2 separate regions of the Homo sapiens genome follow, and region 2 is linked to region 1. A link is a contact called in ENCODE Hi-C or POLR2A ChIA-PET data. All regions are on one chromosome and are shown on one strand. Each heading gives the region's core, a stretch centred on a gene start or an enhancer-like site at or near the end of the contact. The rest is flanking DNA. Distances are from core to core; before and after follow the strand shown.

What was found. A loop is a pair of places that touch in the nucleus more often than their neighbours do. ChIA-PET counts read pairs that join two places held with the same protein, here RNA polymerase II (POLR2A). Pooled maps may share reads with other maps.
Region 2: a map of Calu3 shows a loop between it and region 1 (5-fold over the local background). The contact joins two enhancer-like sites. A Hi-C loop is called at or near these places in 1 of 168 maps with a recorded cell type or tissue (Calu3) and 1 of 50 pooled maps. POLR2A ChIA-PET finds 5 or more read pairs at or near these places in 4 of 52 experiments (HCT116, HEK293, HEK293T and 1 more).

The regions. Positions count from the first base shown.
Region 1 is chr1:65,171,742-65,176,382 of GRCh38, reverse strand. The region is part of intron 1 of AK4 (adenylate kinase 4); the gene reads right to left. Among named protein-coding and RNA genes, the nearest start is that of AK4, 26 kb to the right of the region's middle. Within about 2 kb of position 1,687, at least 11 of the 41 ENCODE cell types and tissues checked have a DNase peak (open chromatin) inside an H3K27ac peak, as active enhancers do.
Region 2 is chr1:65,106,185-65,110,397 of GRCh38, reverse strand. No RefSeq gene overlaps it. Among named protein-coding and RNA genes, the nearest start is that of AK4, 40 kb to the left of the region's middle. Within about 2 kb of position 1,942, at least 3 of the 41 ENCODE cell types and tissues checked have a DNase peak (open chromatin) inside an H3K27ac peak, as active enhancers do.

The DNA.
Region 1 (4,641 bases), core at 438-2,937:
CATGAGGCCTCTTCACTCTTTTCTCTCTAGCCAGACTGGATATTTATATTCACTTAGTCTAATTTTGTACCCAGGGTCCAGAAATGTGTTGGCAGTGGGTATGCTTCTATAATAGCCAAGATAAAAAGATGCATGGACAACAGCCATGACTTTGGGTAGGGGAGGGGCTGGCATTACTGAAAAAGAAGGTGATCCAATCTCTAAGCACAAAGGATATCCAGACAATTCTTCCTCCTTAGGCTTTCTCATTCCGCCAGCAGATCAATTATTATTTCACCCTTCATATTTATTCAAAGAATAAAACAGTACAGTAACCTTCTTTTAAAATTAAATAAGTAGTGAAAGTAAAAGATACTGGAGCTTCATAAGCCAAAAAATTTTGGACGTCCTATGTCAAGTGTATTTTCTTGGCCCGGGATAGGAACACATGCATTCATAAACACACCATGAACATCTGGTGTAATACCACACGCGGCTTTATATAAGCAGCGGAGGAGAAAAGCAGATTGGGATGAATGCAACAGAAGTTGGGCAAGGGAGCAAATAGGAAAACGGCAAGTAATCTGAAAGATTTGCCAAAATCACAGAAGAGTTTTAAACCCAGAATGTTTAACCGTCTCCTCAAGCTCATGTTCTGGAAATCTGCCTTGGTATCCACCATAGCAGGCACTTTCAGCCCTACAGAGTAGGATTACATTGGAAATCTCAGGGGCCCTCTGGATTTTCTTACTCTGTAAAAACCATAGAACAGCCTCCCTGTAACCTGAGCACAGCCCAAGTACTAGACGCATTCAGAGGATAAGGAGGAATGTCACTTTTAAAGCAACACAAATAGTAATTCCTTGCCATTGCACAAGGCCCAGAGTGTGAATCTATCCGGCTGTGCCATGCACCTTGTTGGCTGCCTCTCTGAACAGGATCTTGGCTGCAGCTCAGCAGAAGCAAGGCTGCTATTCTCCAGTGCCATCTGCTCACACAGGATGGATTGCTACTGCTGCCCATGAGAGTCTTCCCTCTCTCTCTCTGTAGTAACTCTGGCAATGCCCTGTTGGAGAACTACAGCAAGGGCTCCAAAAATGTGTGCTGCTCAGCAACCTCCGGAAGGGAAACGGGAACAGGGAGAGCTGATGCGGACACTCTTCTGACAGGACCTCCTCAGCAATCAGCAAGGACAAGCAGTCCACTGAGCGGGCCAACACACAATCATCCTTCAACAGCCAGCAAGAACAACGATACCAGTGGCAACAGTAATGAAACACTTAGGAAGTACTGGACCAGGGGTTGTCAAATGAAGGTCATGACCACTATTTTGGTTGTTTAAAATAAAAAGTGGCACACAAAAAGAGAAAATATTATACATTCTTAAAATGTGTTTCACTTAATTGCAGGATTAAGCTAATTCCTACCATGGAGCACATTAAAAATAGATATCCATAAAAATTTTAAAAAGAAAAAATAAATAAGCAAATATTGGGTCAAGTCTTTCTATACTCCCTTGTACGTATTATCTCAATTAATTCTTACAACAACCGTATGAAGTAGTACCATTATTATTCTTGGTTTGTGGTTGAAGAAATAGAAAGTGTTTGAGTAACTTGCCTGGCTGGCTTCCCAGTCAATGTGGTTCCAAAGCCTGAACTCTTAACACATGCCCTACAGCAAGTAGCTCCCTAGACCCTGTGTCCAAAGCCTTTGCTCACTTCCTCAAGCAATTTCTCTCACACCGTAATTCTTTGTTCAACCATCTGTCCCTTTCCCCTTTCCCCTTGTGAACTGAGAACACCTCAAGGGCAGGTCTTGTTGAGCTCAGTGACTTAAACAAAGGCTCAGGGAGCAAAGGATCCCAACAGTATTTTTTAAATTAAGTGAGTAAATGAGGTATGTTAAAAGAAAAAAGAAGGCAAATTGTAGCCAAGAAAAAAATAATAATAAGTCCTGACACTCGAGGATCTGTCTTTGCCAAAGGGAAATTCGGTCTCTGAATTTAAGAAAGAAAATTAAGAAAACTCAGTCTCTGAATTAAGAAAACGAGTTCCTTGTATTCTTAGAGAGACTTGGGGGAAAATAAACTTCATCTAAAAATTTAATCAGGTTAAAAAAAAAACAACTAGAGTGTCAAAACATCTGCCTATGCTTTGCTCTGGGCCCTTCATTCAGGAAAAACTAATGAGTTTTTGGATCAATAAAGGTAAGGCTAGGGTTTATTTGGGGGGTTGAGGGTGAAGAGGGAAACTATTCTGGATTAGAAAGCCAAATCCTTCTGGTATTGGAGGATTGAAAGCTGAGGAACAGAAAAAGAGCAGACTCTCCAGAAGGGAAAAGAGCAAGAAATCAGTGAGCTGAACCTAAGCCAGGGGAGGGGCAGGCAGTGGCTGAAGGGGTGTGTGGGGAATGGCTGATAGGTTTTTAGGACACCGGTGTCTAACATGCCATGTCAACTTCCTTGTGCCAGACTCTAATCCCCATCACCCCAAACCTTAATACAACCACCTCAGCTAAGTAGTCTATTTTTTTTTTTTTGAGACAGGGTCTCCCTTTGTCACCCAGACTGGAGTACAGTGGCACAATTATGCCTCACTGCATCCTCAGCTTCCCGGGTTTAGGGGATCCTGCCACCTCAGTCTCCTAAGCAGCTGTGGCTACAGGCGTGCGCTACCACGCCTGGCTAATTATTTTTGTATTTTGTAGAGATGAGGTTCCACCATGCCGCCCAGGCTCGAACTCCTGAGCACAAGCGATCTGCCCACCTTGGCCTCCCACAGTGCTGGGATTACAGGTATGAGTAGTGCTTTGGGAGAAGGAAAGAAGGAGGGTCGGGTCCAACATGGGATGAAGTCATACAGAAAGGGCAGCCTTTCCAAGGAAAGACTGAAACGCAGAAGTGAAAAATTACAGGGAAGTATGCAATCTGAGGAAGAGGTGACCAGAGAAAATACCCAGTATTAGAGATGTGGTGTGGAGTGCCGGGAAGCCACTGAGTAAAGGATGAGGGCCCAAGTCTTTCTAATTCGGTATATAAAGCTGGAGGACAGGGACAGCTGATCTGCTGTATGTTAACTCTGTGGTGCAAGCCAAGTGCCATGGACTGTTACCCAGGGTCACTAATATCCCCCACCATGAGAACACATTTACTCCAACATGGTGCAGCCACTACCATGCCACACACCATAATGATTCAATACTGACGACCAAGACTTGTGGTTCAAAAATCTCTTGCTAGGCCGGGCGCAGTGACTCACGCCTGCAATCCCAGCACTTTGGGAGGCCAAGTCAGGTGGATCACTTGAGGTCAGGCATTCAAGACCAGCCTAGCCAACGTGGTGAAACCCTGTCTCCACTAAAAATGCAGAAAATTAGCCAGGCTTGGTGGCACATGCCTGCAATCCCAGCTACCTGAGAGGTTGAGACAGGAGAATCGCTTGAACTCGGAAAGTGGAGGTTGCAGTGAGCACAGATCATGTCATTGCACTCCAGCCTGGGCAACAGAGCGAGAGTTCGTATCAAAAAAAAAAAAAAAAAAAAAAAAATCTCTTGCTGGCCAAGATGGCCCAGAAGTAGAAATAGCGAAGAAGAAGAGAAGAAAGCATCGCATTTCATCTTGCAACTCTGGAAGTCTTATTCTACTAATTAATCTAAGAACGAGCTGATAAAATTACCCAATAAGAAACCTCAAACTCTGCCAGATTTTGCTTTCTGGGTAGGACAATCTATTCCCACAGTTGTCTCTATTCCAATATATGAGTTCCTGGATATCTGAGGATGTTTCCGTCATAAATCAAACCGCCTGTAGTGCATCAGGCCCCTGATTTCCATTCGTAAGCTTATTCTATACCCAAGTCTCTGCATCTTATTTGATTCCATACTGCTATTCCAAACAGCACATTCATGAAATTGAATGCTCCACCAGATATACTAATTTTAGAGTCACTTTAAAATTGTCACACTTTCTCCACCGCCAAATAAAAGGAGGAAAACAAAGCAGGCATATATAATTCAGCAGCTGCCACAGCTGCTCTCTAAAAACTGGTACAAAGAAGGTGACATATTCGAGACAAGAATCTCCCCTCCCTTTTTTCTTTTTATTTAACACTAAACCAGAAGATACCTACAGTCTTTAAAGACGATTAACTTTTTTAACTTGGTGCAGTAGAGCTACTTCACCAAGGCAGCAACGTCTGGCATCAGTCAACAAACAAAAGTTACGTTTTAAAAAACGTAAAGCTTACGTTTTAAACTCATTCCAAATATATATATATTTGGGAAGTGTAATGAGTTTAAATATATATATATATATATATATATATATATATATATATATACTTGAGATGGAGTCTCTCTCTGTTGCTCAGGTTGGAGTGCAGTGACACAATCTTGGCTTACTTTAACCTCTGCGCCTGGGTTCAAGCAATTCTCAAGCCTCAGCCTCCCGAGTAGCGGGGATTATAGGCATGTGCCACCATGCTAATTTTTTATTTTTACTAGAGCTAGGGTTTCACCATACTGGCCAGGCTGGTCTAAAACTCCTGACCTCAAGTGATCCACCCACTTCAGCCTCCCAAAGTGCTGGGATTATAGGCATGAGCCACCATGCCTAGCCCTAAGTATATAATTAGATTCCACTTCTTTGCGACTTAAAGACAT
Region 2 (4,213 bases), core at 693-3,192, 66 kb after region 1:
GAGCCTTCATTTTCAGCATCATAAAATGGGGTACTGGGCCAGGTGCAGTGGCTCACACCTGTAATCCCAGCACTTTGGGAGGCCGAGGCGGGCGGATCACGAGGTCAGGAGATCAAGACCATCCTGGCTAACACTGTGAAACCCCATCTCTACTAAAAATACAAAAAATTAGCCCAGCGTGATGGTGGGCACCTGCAGTCCCAGCTACTTGGGAGGCTGAGGCAGGAGAATCGTTTGAACCCAGGATGCGGAGGTTGCAGGGAGCCGAGACTGCATCACTGCACTCCAGCCTGGGTGACAGAGCAAGACTCCGTCTCAAAAAAAAAAAAAAAGGCTGTCGGGAGTGGGGCGGGTACTATACAAAATGTCTCACAGGGATATTTTGAGGATTAAAAGAGATAATGAATGTAAGGTACCTAACACATAAGAAATGCTGAACAAATTGTTAATTTACCTAAATAAAAAGTTACTATTATCCTAAGTTCTTAGACTACGTGTGCAGCTTAAGCACTGAAGGACACTGTATACAGTCTGACAAGCATAGACAAAAAAGAATGTATGAAACTCCCTGGTGCGTATATGAAGAAAACAAAATCTACAAGAACTAAAACAACTGGAAAAATAGAAGATCAAGGCTACTTTGCAAAAGACCACTCAGTCAGACATCTCTCTGGCATAGTGCCAAGCTCAGAACAAGCAACACACAGCCTGCAGTTATGAAACATTCATGGCACAGAGAGCCATCGGGTAACCCAGGTGCCATCCTATGCCTCAAGGCCAGGCTTCATTGGCGTCAGAAGTCAGGAAAGAATCAAGAGTTTAATCCATTCAATTATTCAATGAACAGCTGGGCTCAGTGGCTCACGCCTGTAATCCCAGCTCTTTGGGAGGCCAAGGAGGGTAGATTGCTTGAGCCCAGGAGTTCAAGACCAGCCTGGGCAACATGGCAAAACCCTGTCTCTACAAAAATTACAAAAAAGCCTGGCATGTTGGCAGGTTCTTGTAGTCCCAGCTACTCAGAGGGCTGAGGTCAAAGGATTGCATGAGCCCAGGAGGTTGAGGCTGCAGTGAGCTGTGATCGCACCACTGTATTCCAGCCTGGATGACAGAGTGAGATGCTGTCTCAAAAAAAAAAAAAAAAAAATGAAAACAAAAAACACCCAAACTTCAATAAGCATATGGAGCACCTAGTATATTCCAGGTACTATGCTTAGCTGCTGCCCATACAGAAAAGAAAAAGACACACAGTCGCTGCCCTCAAGCAGCTCACAGTCTAGTAGGGAAGAAAAGAACACAGATATTCACAAGGCAGTGGTATAACTACACAAATGGTATGTGCAGAGTATAGCAAAGGCACAAAGGACTGGAGAATATATCAAAGAAATGATGCTCTTGTTTCTAAAATCTTACATTTTAGCTTAAAAAGCAAGACTTGAGACTCTGGAGATGGGAATTCTCATCTCTTCTTGCTTCTCTTTGGTTTTACACAAATATTTTAACCTGTTTGAGCATTGGTGTCCCCATTGAACTATATGTTTCTTAAGGTTTGGGCAGCGACTTAAGCTCTCTGTGCCTGAGTTTCCTTCTCTGTATAATGAGGATAGTAGTAAAACCTACCTCACAGGATTAAGTGGCTTCATGTTTGTAAAAGTATTCAGAATAACGCATGAATAATAACAATCTGCCTGCTAAGTAAGATAAATGTAACTATCCTATTGTTTCTGTCACCAGGCTCCCATCATAAAACCTGTGATTTGTTTACCCACATAGGTGATTCTTCCAGTATCCTGCTTTCTTTATTGTTCTCTGCCACACCTGGGAAATGCATGTGCATGGGTCATACTCTAAACCTTGTCATTTTCACCTGTTCTTTTTAGAGACAGTCTGTCACCCAGGCTGGAGTGCAGTAGCACAATCATAGCTCACTTCCGCCTAGAAGTCACCCTCTAGCCTCAGCCTTCTGAGTAGCTGGGACTACAGGCGTGTGCCACCATACACAGCTAACATTTTGACTTTTAACAGAAGGTAATTTATTTTTATGTTTACTTAGGGAGTGCCCACCAATTCCTAGTTTGTACAAAGCTATTTGTGAAATATAGACTTGTAAATATGTCTTCAGTTTTTCTGATAAAGGAACTAAATGAGTCATAAAGTAGTGGGTTGGAATAACATGGCTAATGAGAAACTAAGTGAATCGATTTCATTCCTAAAACAAACATATTTTATTTAGATGTTCCTTAGTTAAAGTAGCAGTCCTTGGATGTTAAACACGTAGTCTCTATTTAACATTAAATAAATGGGTGGAGGTAGGGAAAGCCTTTGCATTGAGCAGCTTAAGAAAGTATCTGTGAGGCTGGGCACAGTGGCTCATGCCTGCAGTCTCAGTTCGGGAGGCTGAGGTGGGAGGATCCCTTAAGCCCAGGAGTTGGAGACCAGCCTGGGCAACATAACGATACTCCATCTCTACAAAAAAATTTTTTAAATGAGCCAGGCATGGTGGTATGCACCTGTAGTCCCAGCTACTCAGGAGGCTGAGGCAGGAGGATTGCTTGAGCCCAGGAGGTCAAGGCTGCAGTGAGCCATGATTGCACCACTGCACCCCAGCCTCAGCAACAGAATGAGACCCTGTCTCTAAATGAATAAATAAATAAATAAATAAATAAGTAAATAAATAAGACTGTATATGTTTCAAGAAGGTTATGATTCTATTATGGCAGGAGAGAAAATCTGTTAAAATGTAAATAAGGCTTTGTCTTCATTTCTAGATTCTCCCATCTTTGTGTCTACCCAGTGAATAAAATATTCCTCTGCACTCTCTTTCTGGCTTCAACAGCCCTTCCATTTACCATCGTGGAATTCTTCTCCAGGGTTTCACCATGGAGTCATCTAGCCATGTTGACAGGGACAGCCCCTCTAACTTCAGCTTGAGTTTTGCTGGAGTCTGGGAGTCTGGGATTGGGCTGCTCCCTGAATCTGTCAGGAGCCCTAGTCTCTTGCCATAGCCACCGTCAGATTCCAGCCTTCCAAAATCCTGATCTACTGACCCAGGCACTGCAACTATACTAGGTCTCCAAGTTTCCATTTATATTTGAATTGCCCACTGGACTAAAAGCTCTTCTCTGAATCTCCATCTACTTATCTGAGTCCTGACACCCTACTTAGTTCTTTTGTTCTTTTTTTGTAAGAAACGGGGTCTCACTCTGCCTCCCAGGCTGGAGTGCAGTAGCATGAGCACCGCTTACTATATCTTTGAACTCCCAGGCTTAAGCAATTCTCCCGCCTTAGCCTCTGGAGTAGCTGAGACTACAGGCACACACCATCATGCCTGGTTAATTTAAAAACAAATTTTCTTTTCTTTTTTTTTTTTTTAGAGATAGGGTTTCCTTATGTTGCCAAGGCTGATCTCGAACTCCTGGCCTCAAGAAATCCTCTCTTCTTAGCCTCCCAAAGTGCTGAGATTATAGGCCTATTGAGCCCAGCTCCTACTTAGTTCTTGCTGGAATCCACCTCTTCCTATTTGTGTGACTTGCAGCAACTAACCTAATCTTTCTGAATCTCCGTTTTCTACTTCTTAGGCTGTTGCAAGGACAAAATGAAGTGCCAAAGACAGACAGACATTGGTATAGATACAGATAAGGATATAGATAGAGGTATGCAGATATTCAAGAAACATTAGTTTTTCATCCCTATATTTACAAATCTCAGCTTCTGGTGCTATGTCCATTACTTCAGGCCTCCTTCACTTGCCATGAAAGCCTGAGTCTGCCATTCCTTCACAGACATTCTATGTGTCCACTGTTCCCATGCCATCCTTTCTCCTTTTCATTCCTAGCCTGCACCGCTGAGGTCCCTGCAGGCACTATGGTTTAGCCAGCACAGCTCACAGCAGACTCATCTGCTTGGATCATCTTTCTTTCTCCCCTTCTTCATCCCTATCTCCATACTTCCCAAGCATCCTTGATACTCAAAGTTTGGTGCAGCAGCAGTATCACCTGGGTGCGTGTTAGAAATGCAGTATGTGATGCCCCACTCCAGACCTGGAATTCTGCATTTTGACAGGGTTAACATTCCTCCTCCAGGAATCTTTCTCTGATGTCCCTGTGGTAAGTTAAGGGCTCCTATGCTATGCGCCATCCCACAGGAATCAGCCTGCCATAGAACCAAGGAAACTCATTCCTGGCCTCGGGACCCACATGTGCAAAAGTCTACAGGC